Regions from separate parts of the Mus musculus genome. Here region 2 is linked to region 1. A link is a loop called in an ENCODE intact Hi-C map of the cell type or tissue named here. Cell type or tissue: heart. All regions are shown on one strand. Links, peaks and the distances in the headings refer to the core of each region. The heading gives the core; the rest is flanking DNA.

What was found. Hi-C counts contacts between places; a loop is a spot of excess contacts. Peaks named below come from ENCODE experiments on the same cell type or tissue, not always from the same donor. Only the 100,000 strongest peaks of a DNase experiment are listed, where the experiment ranks them.
Region 2: it touches region 1 in a loop (3.0-fold over the local background); 1 of 42 quality-filtered maps calls a loop at or near these places.

What each region holds. Positions count from the first base shown.
Region 1 is chr3:123,502,203-123,511,354 of GRCm38, reverse strand. Prss12 (protease, serine 12 neurotrypsin (motopsin)) reads right to left here. Exons shown (of 11, transcript NM_008939.2): 10 at 5,797-6,077; 11 at 4,753-5,135. The coding sequence ends at 4,828. Snhg8 (small nucleolar RNA host gene 8) reads left to right here and starts at 3,019. Exons shown (of 1, transcript NR_028574.1): 1 at 3,019-3,803. Snora24 (small nucleolar RNA, H/ACA box 24) reads left to right here and starts at 3,289; the gene lies at 3,289-3,418. It also overlaps the pseudogene Gm9369. In heart, for the core only: CTCF peaks have their summits at 2,062 (motif pointing left), 3,234 and 4,444 (motif pointing right); a DNase peak (open chromatin) is centred at 2,844; H3K4me3 peaks cover 3,169 bases; H3K27ac peaks cover 2,657 bases.
Region 2 is chr3:123,263,143-123,272,294 of GRCm38, reverse strand. It overlaps Sec24d (Sec24 related gene family, member D (S. cerevisiae)), which reads right to left and starts at 4,799. Exons shown (of 23, transcript NM_027135.2): 1 at 4,759-4,799; 2 at 2,542-2,701. The coding sequence starts at 2,659. In heart, for the core only: no CTCF peak of the experiment used is centred there; DNase peaks (open chromatin) are centred at 4,354, 4,984 and 7,274; H3K4me3 peaks cover 2,697 bases; H3K27ac peaks cover 2,140 bases.

The sequences.
Region 1 (9,152 bases), core at 790-8,789:
CCGTACCACCGTGCCCACTGTATGCCTTGCTGGGGTTACAGGCCCGTGCCACCGTGCCCACTGTATGCCTTGCTGGGGTTACAGGCCCGTACCACCGTGCCCACTGTATGCCTTGCTGGGGTTACAGGCCCGTGCCACCGTGCCCACTGTATGCCTTGCTGGGGTTACAGGCCCGTACCACCGTGCCCACTGTATGCCTTGCTGGGGTTACAGGCCCGTGCCACCGTGCCCACTGTATGCCTTGCTGGGCGCTGGTCCCAGGGCTTCGTGCTGCTAGGTAAGCACTCAGAAATGAAGTAACATCTCAAACCCTAAAAACAAATCTTTTTTCCGTTTCAGAAATACGTACTGTGCTCTTCAAAGCACTTTGCCATGACCACAAGTGCTCACTGGAGTCTTCCCTCCAAGCACTTCCCCAGGAGAAAATGCAAACATCAAAATCACTTGTACGGATGAAGGTTTTCATAACAACACTTGACCAAAACGCTGAAAGCTGAAAAGAACTTCCACAGATGATAAGAGATGTGGTGAGGGGAGAGCAACAAGGACAGAAAAGAACACAAACAGAAGGACATGCCAAAGGCAGGTTTTAAAAGTTCCATTTCAGACAAAACAAGTTTGGCCAAAAGACAGGAATATACAAGGACATAAACTATCACTATTCCATTCCAGCTACCTAGCCCAATGGTTAACGTCTGGTTCATTAAAAATGTTCAGTAAGACATGATGTGCTGCCAAAACTTATGTTGAAATCGTAGCCCCTACTCTCTGAACATGGTAGTATTTGGAATGAGGTTACTAGACCGTGCTGTTGGTGGCCTACAAGAACGTGGTTGAGGGCCGCAGGTCTGCCTGGATGGTCATCTCGAGCATTGAGAAGAAGACCGACACCTCCAACAAGAAGTTGCAGCTGACCAAGGACTGTCAGGAGAAAGTGGAGTTGGAACTGAGGTCCATCTGCATCACGGTTCTGGAATTGTTGGGTAAGTATTTAATAGCCAATGCAATTAATCCAGAGAGTAAGGTCTTCTATCTGAAAATGAATGGAGATTATTTCCAGGATCTTGCTGAAGTAGCTTGTGGCGATGATGGAAAACAAATGATAGAAAATTCCCAAAGAGCCTACCAAGAGGCATTTGATATAAGCAAGAAAGAGATGCAACCTACACATCCAATCCGCCTGGGGCTGGCTCTTAACCTTCCTGTATTTTACTCTGTGATCCTTAATAATCCAGAGCTTGCCTACACACTGGCTAAAACGGCTTTTGATGAGGCTATCACAGAGCTTGGTACACTGAACAAAGACTCCTACAAAGACAGCACCCTTATCATGCAGTTGCTTAGAGACAACTTAACATTATGGACATCAGACAGTGCAGAAGAATGTGATGCAGCAGAGGGGGCCGAAAACTAAAGGCATCCAGGGCACCAACCCCCTTCCCCTCAAGAAGACCTTTTTACATCTCCATTCCTTATTCCACTTGGATTTCCTCTAGCAAGAAAGCCCATTCGTGTGTATGGGATCAACTGTTTATATAGTCTTTTCACACTGCAGCTTTGGGGAAACTCCATCCCTTGGTTTGTGTTGTCTCCTCCTTCCTGGTGTGCAGTTACTGCTGTAGAAAAGTATCAATAGCTTCATTTCATGTAAACACGAGTAACTTCCAGACACGTGAGTAGAGGACTGACAGCACACTTGGTATTTAAGTAATCTGAACCGGTTCTACAAGCGACTGTGTTTTGTATTACTGCGAAGATATGGAAAATGTAGTGCATTGCAATTTAAAGTAATGTTAGTACTTTTCCATGCAAATTTGTGTACATGTGAGAGGGTATCCATTTGGTTCAGTGATTGTTCTTTAGAGAGTTGTTTGCTAATCATTGACTGTAGTCCCCAAAAAAGCCTTATGAAAATGTTATGCCCTGTGTAACAGCAGAGTAACATAAAAACAAAACTACATTTTGTAAAATAAAAAACCTGACAGGTGCAGACAGGCACAAAAGAAAAACCCACGGAAAGATGCAGGCTACCATCTACTGGCCAGAGAAGGAAGGCCCTTAATCTCGGACTTCTCAGCTCAGGACTAATACAGACCATTCTTAAGGACACCCTCAGAAGACCATCCAGAATGTAAATGAAATGTTTGGGCAACGCGCCGCGGTTACTTGAGCCTTATGATGAACTAGTTCTTTCAATTCAGTAGTGATTATTTTAAGTAAAATGAGATAGTGGGTGAGCGAGCTGAGGTTCACGAACCCCTCTAGGTCCTTCAAATGCGAGTATTGTCTCCAATGAATTCGTTCCTACTGACTCCTGCACGGTGTTGCCCTAACCGCACCCTTCCCAGCCTGTAATGATCACAGCTTTCTAACTAACATTCTCCATGACGACAACTGTCATCTCCATACTCCATCACTAAAGGCCCTCTATTCTGTCTCATAGCGGGCTGCACGCGGGAGTGAGATATGCCTTCCTCCCGGAAAAGCCGAGGGCCGGGCGGGTCTGCTCGCACTGCCCAGGCTTCCCGTTCTCCCGGTTCGAGAAACCTTCCGGCGCGCTGTGTCGGGCAAAAGTGAGATCAGATCAAAAGGGCAAGCGGAAGGGCGCAAGCGGAACCATCAACCCCGATGGGGGCAGAGGAGCCGCCAACAGCTCTCGGGGACAAAGGGCCGGCGCCATAGGAAGTGATGCCGGGGGAGGCGGCAACGAAGGGACCTTAGACTTTGGGTCCCAGAGAAGAACGCAGCCAAGAAGAGAAAACGCGCGCACCGCCAGAGCTTCAGCCACGAGACTTCTGACACCGCGAGAACTGTGGTTTCAGCTCGGCTTTTCCCCGCCCACCTCCACAGCCCGCCCATTCCTGTGACGCACGCATCGAATCCGGGCCGCCTGTACACCAATCAAAGTGACGAGGCGCGGGAGAGCTCGGAATGGGCGGGAAAGCCCCGCCCCTCGCGCGCAGGCTCTTGGGAGAGCGTCACCCGGGCTATAAAAGCGTGCGCGCACCGTTCAGAAGTCTCTTTGGCTGCGATCCGCCTACGAGTATGTAGTTGTATGGTGGGGATGATATCTTGGGCCTTATTTGTGAGTGGCCGAGATGCGGGAGACACAAGGTGGCTATGGTGCTGGCCGAAAGCCATCAACTCTGCAAGAGCGCCGTGAAGGTTAGCGCGACGACCACCATGTAAAGCCGATACGGTGTTGGGCGGCGTGACGCAAGTTCGCCACCGCTGGGTCGGATGGTGAGTGACACCTCTGGGGTTACACTAGATTTTTGGGCTGTGAAACTCCATGTATCTTTGGGACCTGCCGCCTGTGGCAGTCTCCCTTCCTAGCCATGGAAGAGCATGTTCTTGTTATTGGCAAAGCTGTCACCATTTCATTGGTACCAGATTCTGACTTGAGCAAGTGACATTCTAAGATTGTAAGAGTCTACACGACGCTAGAAAAATGGACTTCAGTTTTCTAAACTAGTATTGAAATATTTCTAGGAAACGCCGGGACCCGTTGCTGTTGAACAGTGGAGGAAGTGTTAAGGTAAGATTCATTTTTGTGGTGTTTTCGCGGTTCTGGGTAGTGAGTGGGCCTTTACTGTTAGGGTGAAGTTTGCTCTTGTGCTGACATTAACATAAGTAAACAGCCCGTAGTATAGTCACGGATATTCTGTAATGGGCCTTTTTTTTTTTCTTGCAGGTACTGTAGTGGTTGAGATCGTCTCTGGTCAACTTACAGGGAATCTTCGCTTTTAATTTTTGAAAATTGAATATTTTATATTAAATAAAAGATGTTTGGTGTGTAATAAGACTGTGTCCTGTTTCTGGAGGTTGTGTGAATTAAGAGTTAACGATACAGGAGACATTTGCGCAGGAAATAACTGGGTTAACTAGGCTTCCAAAGAAGATAGGTTTGATTGTTACAAAGGTGCAAGATAAATGTTGGCTTGGAACATGAGTGATTAATAAGCCACAGACGGTTGCCCTTAATGAAAAGTATCTTTTGCTTGCTGCTCTCCAAGCCTTCTAGTGTGTGCCATTCAACTTCAAATCTCCAGAAGCCAAGTATGTAACACCAGCTAGGGGGTGTGTTGTGACAGGTGCTGAGGGGATACTTGTGACCTTAGAGGCTTTTGTGTCTGGGATTTGAGGTACTGAGACTCACACTCAAGAGTATGATAGGCCTTATTTAGGGAAGCTTAGGAACCAGGGGGTGATTCCTCTGCACAGAGATTATTGGGATCCAAATTCCCACCAGATGTCTCTGGGCCTTCATTCCTATTTAAAAAGGGCTGCTGTAAGGTCATGGTTCCACAAGTGGTCAGTAATTTGTATGGCCTCTTAACTGCTTGCCATTTCATGTGTTAGGCTTTCTGGTACATAAGGAGAGCCTCTTTAAAACATTTGTCAGGTTAGTCTCAGGAGATCTGAACTTACTTGAAGGTACCAGTAGATGGCGTACTTTTTCATGGTTCAAAAGGCAGAATTCAAGTTTGACATCTGCCTACTGTTCTAGAGAAATGATTTTGATAGTGAAGATTTGAACTTAAGAAAATGATGTGCTGGTCTTAGTGTAGGTAAGATCAAAAAGGTTAAATGTGGGCACCTAATCAAGGTTCCTAGCCCAAATTTTGTAGATTTAAAAATTAAAACTAAGATTTGCTAGAATTTCACCTTACATAAAAATTGTAATAGGCAAGGATAAGACCTGTACCCCTGAACTACTGGGTTCTCTCAAATTCAAAGGAATCGCAGGCTTGTCATTTCTGGCATGGTGCCAAGTATGAAGACTGAATGGTTACTGTTTTACTATTTTCTTGAGCTTTCCATAAGTTACAGACTGGTGACACTTTTTATCCAAGGTACAAAGGCGGGGACTCTGGTATAAACTCCAGGAGTGTCTTTGACTCCACATCCATACCCCCAGGAAGTCACCCCATACACAACCCAGGACTCATCAGGCTTTTCACACATGAGTGGTCCTCCACTGTCTCCCTGGCAGCTGTCCACACGGTTGTCTTCTTGGAGGTTCCCAGCACAGAGCATTCTCCCAGTAAATAGTCCCTTGTACCTCTCTTTACAAAACCTCTTGGGTAACAGAGGCACAGCAGCTTGTTGTAGAGTTCTTGAGTAGGCACGACCTGCTCAGACCAAAAGAAGGCTGGCGTTAGTCAATGGGATTTCAGCTAATGATCACATTTAGCAGTTTAGTAGTCTTATAATGCCTTCAAAGGCATTTCAAAATGGCTGTTAACTTAGAAGTAGCTATGGTGCTAGCTGTGTAGCAGAAGGCTCTAGTATTGGATGTTTCAGAATTAAACTGCGTACAGTTTCACATACAAACATGACGTGTCATTTATCTAGTCAGGTCATTTGTGGAAAAACATAAGTGTACACCTAGCAATTGAATTCCATCAGCTAGTGCTAAAATTTGGAATTAGAACCAACAGTGTAGGAAACCAACAGTCCAGGGTGTGAATCTAGGTAGGCTGTGTGTATACATTTCACACTTGGCAGACTTCAAGCATCTAAGCTTAAGCCCACCTAAGGCCGTGATTCTCAATCCTAATGTTGCGATCCTTTAATACAGTTCCTCCCATGGTGGTGACCCCCAACCATAAAATTATTTTTATTGTTACCTCATAACGAATTTTGCTACTGTTATAACTGTGTTTCCCAATGGTCTTAGGTGACCCACCAATGGAGAACCACTGATCTAAGGTCATACCATTGCACATCCTAACATGAACAGACCAAATGCTGTCAAGTTTTCTTCGATTGTTTCTTTGTTTTTATAATTACCTGTGTCTCCCCATCCTGTTATGTGACAGTTGGAGGCTGTTTTCTGTGGCCTCTCTCTCCATAGAGGTAAACAGGCTGGCAAAACGTGGGTGCTTAGTCTGGCACATTGCTCCCCTGGTCCTTGCAATCTAACCAGGGCAATGTCATAGTCGCTTCTGTCTGGCCTGTAGTTCCTGTGAATCACAATCTGTTGAACCCCTATTTCTTGTTCAAACTCCTCTGGTACCAGAGTATGATAATCCCCAACTCGAACTGCATAGCTCCTCGAGTTGTTTCCGTACCTGAAGGGAGAGAGCCAAATGTGAGGCTTTTTTTTCAGGTATTGAAAAATCAATGATCAACAGCTAGGAATGTTAAACTATAACAAGTCAATCTTGTTTCAAATCCTGTCCTTTAGCAAACTTAGCCATCTTACCATTTCTCTTCCTTCAAGCTCACTGTCCCCTCCTGGAAGCCCATTGTTCGCACGTCTTCTGATTTCACTATATGTCTAGATAACTATTTTCTGAGGCAGTAAATGTGGAGAGTGAGTGGAAATTACCGACAAAGCGTCAGCATGGCAATGCTTACCAAACAGGAACACGGTATAGCACGCCACCACTGTTCTGATTTGCCGTGTTCATTTTGCTGCATGGAGTCATAAACATGGCTAACCCTCCTCTGTCCCTGAGCTAGTGCAGCCCATCTTATCCCTAGAAAGAAGCATCAATTATTACCCACTGAGAGTCAAATGCAAGCAAGCTATGTCAGCATATGCTCACCATATGTTCTTTACTTAGATGTCACCTCCGTGAAGCCCCCCTCATGTTTATATTGCAACCACCTAGTCTTAGCATGCCTAATCTATTATAATTCACCTTTTTTTTTGCATTCTTTATCGGTCTTAAACATTATTTAGTTTACTATTTAATTGCCTTGTGCAATTAACAAATATTTCTAAGGTGGCCTAGGTCCCCAAGTGAGACTTCTGGACCCAGAATACACTAGCCAACCTCTACCTGGTTACCTCTTCCGCAGAAGGTTACAGCTGTTTGGCCACTGGCCCTGACCTCCACTTACAGCAAGAACCGGGCTGTACATGCCCCCAGGTATGCAATAATATAAAATCAAGCATTTTGTGGTAGTTTTAAGTTGGTTTAAATTTGTACTAATTCTTTGGTGGGAATATACATTTGCCACGTACTAAAGATGAAAGCAAGTTTGCATACTGATGGAATGGATGTGATCTTATTTTTACATAAAGAATAAAGTCTTAGGTGATCTCAGAACATCTTCAACACCTTTCAGAGTTGATCCGAGTTTTATTTTATTTTGTACTGTTATTTTAAGACAGGCTCTCATTCTGTAGGCAGTTCAGTGTGTGTAGGCTCAGACTTGCACCAGCACTTCTGCCTCCACCTACACAGAGCTGATATTCCAGGCATGCATGCACCACGCACACAATCGCTGTCGTTCAAAACAGTCTTTTTTGCCTGCCAAACGCTAACCCTGCCTTTTATCAACCATCCACATATCTCGTGCTGGCATCCAACTTCTGGGGAGCAATTTTTAATGTTAATTTATTTTAATGTTAAAAACCCTTCCTCCCCTTTTCTGAGAAGAGGAGGAAGGGTAGATGGAGTGAAGAGAAGGTGGGAGGAACGACTGGGAGGAGAAGAGGGAGGGGAAGCTGCCATCCACATGTAAAGTAAATAAATGATTAACTTTTTAAAACCTCCCTTATTCATTTTTTTCCATAATAAACATGAAAGTCCCACTGTTCCCAAAACATCCACTTGAATGTGAGTTTAAAGCCTTTATATTCAATAGTTTGCTAGTAGAGACCTCCTAGAGGCCAGAAATAACTACTGACTGCCTTATTAAAATATCCCTCCTTACTCCTCATTACTCCTGTGGTAGACAAGGTTTGAACCCTCTGGTAGCACTGACAATCTTGTATAATTATGCAGCCATCAACTATTGACTGATATATCCCTTCCCTGTGGTTCCTGGCAACTCCCTATTTTCAAGTTAAATCACTATATATATAGATATAGATTTCAGGAATGTTTTTTTTTCCTCTTATGCCAAGAGAGTATGCTTTACAGATTTATTTCAAAATGTAAAATTTATATTTTACACTAGATGTATCTTTACATTTTTAAACTATTAAAAAATGTAGAAAAAAAAAAAAAAAAAAACACCAAACCTACACACCAGAGCCATTGTTGGTGGCACACAGGCAGAGTTTGGGGCCAGCCTAATCTACATAGCTAATTCCAGGACAGCCAGTACTACATAGACCCTATCTCAAAAAAAGAGAAAAAGAAAGAAAAAAAAAATCACACATCAAAATTAAAGTTAATTATACATCTCAGTGATTTAATTAACAATTCTGAAGCTGTGGAGTTTCACACTGGACTTTCCTTACACTTTCAGTATTGAATATATCTCTGTATTTATCATCAAAAATAAAAACCCAATTAGCACAAAATCATAGTAGATTTATATCCTGTTTCATAATGAGGCCATCATGTCCATGTAGCCCTTCCCCATCCCCTAATATCTAGCATCTCTTGTCCTCCTCTCTGCTCGCCCACATATACATCTATGTAGACGCCTATATTATTGGCTAGATTCTGCATGTGAGGGAGAGCATGCAGGGGTTGGGGGGTGTCTTTGTCAGGGTTTCTATTCCTGCACAAACATCATGACCAAGAAGCAAGTTGGGGAGGAAAGGGTTTATTCGGCTTACATTTCCATACTGCTGTTGATCACCAAAGGATGCAGGACTGGAACTCAAGCAGGTCAGAAAGCAGGAGCTGATGCAGAAGCCATGGAGGGATGTTCTTTACTGGCTTGCTCAGCCTGCTCTCTTATAGAACCCAAGACTACCAGCCCAGAGATGGTCCCACCCACAAGAGGCCTTTCCCCCTTGATCACTAATTGAGAAAATGCCTTACAGTTGGATCTCATGGAGGCATTTCCTCAACTGAAGCTCCTTTCTCTGTGATAACTCCAGCTGTGTCAAGTTGACACAAAACTAGCCAATACAGGGGGTTTTCTGGAATATGTGACCTTGCTTAATATGCATTCTAAGACCATTTTCCTGCAAATTTTAATTTCATTTTTCCATTATATCATTTTCTATAGAGCTGAATGATATATATATGTATATATATATATATATATATATATATATATATATATATATATCCAGGAGTGAGATAGTTAGGACATATGGTAGTTCTATCTTTAATTTTTTTAGAAATCTCCAAACTGACCTCCACAATGGCCATATTAATTTACACCCCACCATCAGTAAAAATGGGTTCCTTTTTTTTTTAAAGATTTACTTATTTTATGTATATGACTAC
Region 2 (9,152 bases), core at 379-8,378, 240 kb after region 1:
TCATCTAAAACAAAAAAAAAAAAATATGAGCTTCCTGTCACATATGCGAATTCTAACGGCCAGTGCTCCCAAAGCTCTGACCAGGTGGTTACCAATATAAACTTGTGGGGTGGTAGCAGCCATACCACCACCCACGCCTGACCCCACCCACCTCCAGAACAGTAATGTGCCTGGCCTCTCTGCTTCCTGCAGCAGATGATGTTGCCACTCAGAAGACACTTGAAAATGTGAGGACAGTTTGGTTTGCTAAAACTCCCAGAGGAAGAGGAAGGTACCACTGGAATATGGTAGACACAGACCACGGATGCTGCCAAATACACAGAGCATCTCTCTCTTTTTCTCTCTGTATCTCTGTCTCTCCCTGTGTGTGTCTCTCTCTATCTCTGTCTCTCTCTCTCTCTCTCTCTCACACACACACAGAGTGAGAGAAAGAGAGAGAGGAGCATATGAAAGAGCTGGCCCCAGATATTAAGAGTGCTAAGACTTAGAAACCCTGCGCCCGACACAGTACACCAACCTCTTCACATCCTCTAATCTCCACTGCAGCTCTTTCTGGTTTAAGTCCCTTCAGCAGCACCCTGGATATGGCCCCATTACCTTAAGGACACCTTCCACTGCTGTCATGCTGAGTGTGGACAGCAGCAAGCCACATCCGACCTGGCCCACTCTCACTTGCCTTTCAGGTCCTTCCTCTAAGAGGATGCTCTGTCCCTGACCCCATCTCAGAGCTTGGTTATTTCTCTCCTCGTGCCACTGTGTGCTTCCCAGGCACCTTCCACTTCCTTTCTACCCATTAACTGCAGTTGTCAAGTTGTGTATTGCATTGGCCTGGAGATAACTAAGTAATTTATGGACAGGGATGGAGACTATTGTATCTGTTGTTTTATGACAAGTACTTTGCTCACTCCATAAACCTGTTCGATTTGTTACTCTGTAACACAAAAATTACAAAAGCACAATTAGTGGGTGCTGATGGAGATAGAGTTTGTGGGGAAACTATTCTGGCGGGGCAGACACTTCAAAAAGTCACAAGTAGGCTGTCTTTCAGAAAACCAACAAAAAAGATTGCAAACAGGGTGTGGGGGTGTGTGTGTGTATGTATGTATGTATGTGAAAAGTTTGTGAGTTGGTATTGGGAAGGGGAACCCCGAGCCCCACGCTTGCTAGGCAAGCGCTGTCACTTAGCCCATTCCCCCTAGGACAACAGTGTGGAAGGTGGTTTAAAGTCCAGCATAATGTCAAGAGGATGAAACAGGGGAACAAGGTTTAAGTAAGCTATGGAAATAGAGCTGCCTGTTAAAGGATGAAGCCGTATGAGATAGAGGGCTGTGGAGACAACACGGAGGGGCACCACCTTTCTGGCAGAGCAGGGTGCTATCAGGCACCACACTCCAGTGACAGTGAGTTGGTATCTGTGAAGCAATGGGTAATAGGGCAGGTGAACTGAAAAGAAGGAAATGGAGAAAATGATGCAGGCCTAAGGAACTTACTGTATAAAGAGAGGCGAAGGGAGGTCATTAAAGGTTTTAAGCCAAATGACTCATTCATTACACAAAATCCTTCCAGTTCAAGAGCCACTGGCCTGGTGAAGGCCATACCAGACAGAAGCCTAAGGGTGAAAAGACTATTTGTGACCTGGGTGACAGACAGGTTGGACTGAACAAACCGAGTAACGGAATGGGAGGGAGGGGAGAGGTGGGAAAGATGACTGTGACTGCACGCCTTTAATCTCAGCACTCAGGAGGCAGAGGCAGGCGGATTTCTGAGTTCGAGGCCTGGTCTACAAAGTGAGTTCCAGGACAGCCAGGGCTACACAGAGAAACCCTGTCTCAAAAAACAAAAACAAAAAACAAACAAAAAAAAAAAACAAGTTTGGGAGACAGGCAGGTGGTACACATTACAAATACGCAGACAAAAACTCAGACGTGTAAGATAAAATTTAAAAGAAAATCTAAAAGTGAACTTTTGGTACACTGACTGGGTTGAACTAGGTTAAAAAAGAGGGCTTCTTCTGTCTTGATTTTGGAGCTCTTGTTTGTTTCCTTGAGATAGGGTCCCGTATAGCCCAGGCTGGCCTTGAACTTGCTATCTAGCCAAAGCTGGCCTTGAACTCCTTACCCTCCTGGTTCTATCTCTTGAGTGCTAAGCTTATAGCATGTGCCCCCACTGCTAGTTTGTTTTTGTTCTGTAATAATGAAAGGTTTGGGTGTTGATTCTAATAACTGCTGCTCACGTGTAACATGGAATACCAGTAAAATGTAGGCTTCAATGAAAGAGAACAAATTGCTATAAATGAGCATGCCATGTCTGAAGCATGGAGGTGAACCAGAGAAAACACTGGTCCAGGCACAGGAAAGATATGAAGAAGTCTACGTTGAAGAAGTAGATCTGTGAGATAAGTGCGTGTTTTGCTGTACGAGGCTCTCCAAATGATGCTGTTATATCAAACCACGGCTTCACTCAATGACTACCAACTAAGATATCCCACGTCTCTAAGCCTGAGGATTGAATAGTCATATATAAGTAAAAAGAATAATTTACCTGGTGGAGAGGATGCATGGGACGGGTCCCCATAGTGTCCGTAGTGAGGGGGAGAGATACCCATTCCAGGCTGGGACTGAGAATAAGGGGGTGTCGCCACATAGCCTTGTTGGCTCATGATGAAAATATCATTCCAAAGAAGAGCTACTGCAGAATAACCCTGCAGAAGTAAAGGCGAGAAGTTAGCAAGAGGATTTTAGATATCAAATGCTACTAAAAATAGAAACGCAATCAAGAAACATATCAGATGTCTTGAAGAAAAGTAAGTGTGTCCATTCTGGAAATAATCTTCATTTTATACAACACTCTTATCATAGTTATTATCCCCTGAATATGGCTTAAGACATCTCTTAGGAATCCAGTAATGTCATTTCGGGGGTCCCAGGAAATTTCACAGGCACAGATCTGAATAGTAATTGCTACCACGTTTCCCCTGGATGCCTGAATTGCTTTGAACAGTCTCTCATTAGTATTCCTACAACTCTGCATCTTGGTTTCCATGGTCACATTTTGAGAGCGCACCATGCCGTTCAACTGACTGACCACCATGATTACAAGCAGTCTGATGCTTCACAACCTGGATCTTCCTGGTGCCTTCTAATTAGTCTACTTAATCTGTACTTAAGACAAGGAAAAGCCATAGTCCAACAAATATAACCTGAGATAGACATGATGATAGTCTTTGTGAGTCATAATGGGACAAGCCAGTGGCAGCTCCAACCATCTCCGTCCAAGATGCTAGGGCTTCTCTCTAACTTAGATGACGTCACACCTCTAAGAACATAGGCACCTATATTTAAGGAGCTAAAAAAAAAGCCTTTCATATGTGGGTAGTCATAAACAATCACAAATATAACAGTCCCATCTTGACTCTATTCAGAGCCCAAATGCCAATTAGCTTTACACTTTATGTTTCCATGTTTTGCTAAAACAGATATCTCCTAGAGAGGTTTTTAAAAGATACTTTTGTTTATTTGGTTGGTTGGTTTCTGCAGAGACAAGGTTTCCCTTGTAGTCCTTGCTGTCCTGAACTTACTCTGTAGACCAGGCTAGCCTCGAACTCAAAGAGATCTGCCTGCCTCTGACTCCCCAATGCTGGGATTAAAGGTGTGTGCCACCATGTCTGGCTTTCAAAAAAACATTTGTTACAAGACAGGAGGTGCTCTGAAGCCTGGCAAAAGAATTATGATTTGTTTCCTATCTGCCCATGCAAAGCTTTGTGACACAGTAAACTGAAGAGGTTCTTTGGGCCTCAGTTTTCTGTTTTAGAAAATGAAGTGTCCAAAAGCCATATTAGTTGTGAAACCCTGATTCTCTAGTTTCTTTCCAGTTTCTCCATCAAGCATTTGGGTACCTCTCCTTTCTTTCTCGTTGCTGCGGTTTAAGGTAGTGGTTTAAGGTAAAGATTAGTAATACCTTCTAAGTAAGACGTGGGATCTCTTTATTCTGGAAATGGCATGCAAATTTCAAACGTGAAGACTAACATCCATGATTTAGCTTTGTTTTCATATTAAACCTTCAGCTTCCGAGTAGCAACCATGAGTATGATGAGGTCACTGTCTTGCTAACGGAGGACAGAAAGGCAGACAAAGGTCTCTAGTTCACTGTGTTCCTGACAACACTTTCCCTCCTCCCACTGCGCCTAGAGAGACGTGGCAGTCGCTTGGCCCCGTGCAGCCCAGAGCCTTCAGAAGACCGCACCGGCGCACCCACGCAGCAGCTGCGGAAGGGGAGCGGGACAGCGATGCTCACAGCAGGGGACTGGAAGCCGCCCAGCCCTCTTCCCTGGTCCTGGGAGGAATTCGCTTCCTCACCCTTCTCTGCCACGTCAAACTTCCTCACCCAGTACACCAAGTTGCAGAAACCTGACTCAGCTGCAAGCGGCGACATGGCAGAGAGCCACTTGGCACAAACCGGCCTCGAATCCAAACCCCGAGCGCTCGGATTCTACAAAGACACCCTTCCCCTTCCACTGTCACCCGGGACAAGTTCGCGTTTCCCTCTAATGATGTCCCGGAGCTGAACACTGTAGTTGCCATTTTCCCTCGGAATATTTCCAGCCCTCTCCTCCTCCGGGAACCAGAGAGCCAAGTTGATGGGGAGTCGCGGTGCAGCCGCGTGTGGACGCTCCGCACCCTCAGCCCGAACCTGCTGTACCTGTGGCTCCCCTTCCTCCCCACCCTCCTCCCTGCGCCCTGCGCCCCGCGTCTGCCGTACCTGCTCTGCACGCTCCGCGCCCCGCGCCGCCGCCGCCGAGTCGCTCTGGGTTGCTAGTGCCACGTCAGGCGCCCGGGCGCGCGCGCGTGCTGGACCCGCTCGCTCCCGCGGCGCGCCCTGGCGGGGGCGGGGCCGCACCTCCCACTGCGGTCTCGCGCCTCTTTCCGGGTCTTTTCCTCTAAGCTTTTCCTTCGCGAGGCCCCGCCTCCTCCAATTTGTCAAAGATCCTCCGGAGCCGGTGGCAGGGGACTTGGGTGGGGTGAGGAGGGCGCGCTCTGGGTTCAACAGGTGGCACTGAATCGCTGCGCTGCGCTCGCCTTACTGGAAGCGACGCGTGTCGGGGAGTGCTCAGTGGCCAGAGGAATCTGGCGCGTGGACAGACAATTTGATGACGTCTTCCAGCACAACCACAGAAGGAAGGAAGGCCCACGACAGCCTGGTTCTGTGTGAAACGAGACGCTCAGCTGAGGTGTCCTCAAGGAAGCAAAGGGTTGCAGGACCTCCGTGGGCTTGCCCACTTAACTGGGTGTGCCCCACCCACAAACAGGAACTGGCCTGTGTCAAAGGTAGATAACTTTTAGCTCACCTTTGGACAGAAACAGTTGAGAAACACCTATTTGGCCCTAAAATCAGGACCAATAGGCCACACTCCAAAAATGTCTCACTATCAGAGAGAAAGTATGAGTTCAGTCCGCAGCCGAGCTGCGAGTTTGGGGAATCTATGAAAGTTTTATGAAATAAAAGCAGCCTAGTGATTTTGCCCTCACTGTGTGCCTCCTTCTGAGGAACCAGAAATAAAAGCTCCCTAAAGCTTGACTAATCAAAAGCTACCTGAGTAACTTTTCCTGTTGCTGTGATAAAATACTCTGGCAACCACAACTAAAAGGAGAAAATGTTTATTTTGGTCCACAGTTCAAGGGAGTAATCCATCTTGATGCGGTAGCTTGAGGCAGCTGATCACTATGCGGGCACAGTCAGGAAAGCAGAGAGCAATCAGTGCTTGTGTCTGGCTCTTTTTATGCAGTCCAGGATGCCAGTCCAGGGAATGATGTCCCACACACTGGGCGGGTCTTCTCAGCTCAATCCATCTATGCTCAATATAGATCCTCTCAGACCTGCCAGGTCTTCTTTTAGAATTATCATTATCAAGACATGTTGTTGTTGTTGTTTGAGACAGGGTTTCTCTTTGTAGCCTTTGCTGTCCTGGAACTCACTCTCTAGACCAGGCTGGCCTCAAACTCAGCAATCCACCTGCTTCTGCCTCCCAAGTGCTAGGATTAAGGACATGAGCCACCATCACCCACAGTATTAGGAATTTTGAGGCAACTGTGTCAACTGTTTATCACTAAAAAAGAAACCAATTTAAAGGGTAATAATTTGCATTGTCTCAGTCTCTAAGGTTTCAGTCCTAAGTCATCTTGCTGAACTGCTATAGGTGTCTGAAGATGCAAAGCATCGTGACAGGCAGGAGGACTGACACAGTAAAGCCGCTCATGTCACAGTAGCCAGGAAGCAAAGAGGGAGACATAGAGGGTCCCCAAGCAAGCCACAGCCCCCATTCCTGACCCTGGTGAGTGATCTAGGCCACGCAACTTTCTTCTTCTTCTTCTTCTTCTTCTTCTTCTTCTTCTTCTTCTTCTTCTTCTTCTTCTTCTTCTTCTTCTTCTTCTTCCTCCTCCTCCTCCTCCTCCTCTTCCTCTTCCTCTTCCTCTTCCTCTTCCTCTTCCTCTTCCCCCTCCTTTTCCTCCTCCACCTCCTCTTCTTCCTCCTCCACCTCCTTAGATAAGACACCATGACCAAGGCAATTTAGAGAATGTTTTTACTGAGGATTTACAGTTTCAGAGGAGTAGAGCTCATAGCCATCATGTCAGAGAACATGGTGGCAGGCAGGCAGGCAGGCAGGCACGGTGCTAAAACAGTATCTGGGAGCTCACATCTCGATCCCTGAGCACAAGGAAGAAAGAGAAGCACAGGAAATGCCCCTGGCCTTTTGAAACCTCAAATCCTGCTGCCAATGACACACATCCACTAACAAGGTTAGACCTCCTAAGCATTCCCAGACAGTTCCACTAACTGGGGACCAAATATTCAAAAATATAAGCCTATGGAGGCCATTCTCATTCAAGCCCCCACATTCTACACTCTTGGCCCCAATAGGCTTGTGGTCATATCGCAATGCAAAATGCATTCAGTCTCGATGCCATTTAAAAGTCCGAATTCCAATTCTTTTCTGGGACTCAAGGCAATCTCTTAATTGCACACCCTCCTGTAAAATCAAATTACATACTTCCAAAGTAAAATTGCACAGATTATACGTCACCTTCCAAAAGGGAGAGATGGGAGCACAGTGAAGAAACACTGTACTGGAGCAAGACTGAAACCCAACAGAGCAGACTTCATAAATCCTGTAGCTCTGTGTCTGATGTCAAAGGACTTAGATGGCTCTGCCCCCACGAGCTTTGGGCTGGTTCTGCTCCCTGTGTGCAGCTGTCTCTGGCAGACATCCCGTGAGTCTAGCACCTCTAGCATCCTGGGGTCTTGGATGCAATCCAGACTACACTTTCACAGCTTCATGGGATGGCCTTCAGGCCCTCCATGCAGATTTCCCTGCTACACCCTGGGCCTCCTTACCTTTTGAGAAGGGAAGATGCCACAACTCTTTTACTCCTGCACTCTTCATGACTTTAAATCGAGAACGACACGGTCAGTACCGCCATGTTTGGCTGCCTGCTTGGAATGGAGCCTGGAATGGAATGGAGCTTGGAATGGAATGGAGCCTGGAATGGAATGGAGCTTGGAATGGAATGGAGCCTGGAATGGAATGGAGCCTGGAATGGAATGGAGCCTGAGCCCCTTCTTGAAATGAATTTTTAGTGGATTTATTTATCTTTATGTACTGTTGGCTTGGATTTTCCTAAAACCTACTTTAGTGAGAGTTCTCAAACACTTTGGCCCTTCTTCTAGCCCACCATCCAAAGGTAAGGGAGAGAAGATGGTAAATAGGACAAGGGGATGTGGACCTGTTTAGAAGTAGTTCTTTGGGGGTGATTCCAATCTCCATTTGCTAGGATACCAGCAGTCCAGTTCAGTAGTGTCAGGATACCAAACACGAACAGCAAAGTATGATCCAGCAGAAACCGCCAAGCTGATGCTGAATTGGCACAAGTCAGCAGCAATGATGAGGACCAGCCCGGAGGCTGGGTGTTCTCTGCCGTGTCTCTCTCAACACAGTGAAGATCAGTGAAGACTGGAGACCAGCAAAGCATTGCGCAGCCAGTCACTATCTGTTAAGTCCTGTGTATACTCTTTCCAAACATCACTTGTCCACCAAGGGTCTTGCCTCAGCAAAACATCACATGAGTCTGCATCACGTGACACAACCAGAATTTCCACTTCCATGTACATTGGTGTTTTGCCTGCTTGTATGTCTGGGTGAGGGTGTCCGATCCCTTGGAACAGGCATTACAGACAGTTGTGAGCTGCTATGTGGGTGCTGGGAATTGAACCCAGGTCCTTTGGAAGGGCAGTCAGTGCTTTTAAACAGGAGCCTTGTTACTTTTGAGGAGCAGACAATCCCTCCAGCCTTTTCCTTTCACAAGACACATAATTACCTGGGTAGAGCCTCTCCCTGGGGACACCATTCCTTTATTCCATTTCAATTCAGGCCTTTCCAATTCTGTCAGCGCAAGCTGTGGCTCCCACACTAAACTTCCTGGCGCTCTTTTCCTCCTCAAACTGTACATTCTGTATTTGTGTTTGAGCTACTTCCACCTTCCCTGTAAATATGAGCAAGAGTGATTACTAATAACCACACGACAGAATCAATATTAGGCTATCTTGAGATCTCTTCTGCAAATGAAACTGTTTCAATTTTGCCTGGGCAGATTTTTTAATTTTAGGACAGAGACAAAAAAAGCAGCTGTATTCTCTGCCAAAATATTACAAGGATGGTCTTCAACCTACATGCTAATACTGTTTCTCTCTGAAACCTCTTGATCTGGGCCTCCGTAGGCCACATGGCCCTCAGCAGCACTGTCTTCCAAGCTCGTACTAGGATGGCTTCCATTAAGCCTGGCTTATAGCATTCAACCACTGTTCTAGTCCACAGTCCTATAATCTTCCACAGTCCTTCTCCAAACAGCACACAGGTGGCAGGTCTGTCACAGCAAAAGCCCCTTTCCTGGTACCAAATTCTGTCTCAGTCACTTTTTTGTTACTGAGATAAGACACTGTGACCAAAGCTCCTTGGAGAAGAAGGAGTTTATTGAGGACTTACGGTTTCAGAGGATTAGAGTCAATAACCATCCTATCGAGAACGGTGCTAAGCAGGCAGTCATGGCACTGGAGCCGCAGCTGAGAGCTTGGATCTATCCTTGAGCACAAGGCAGGGAGAA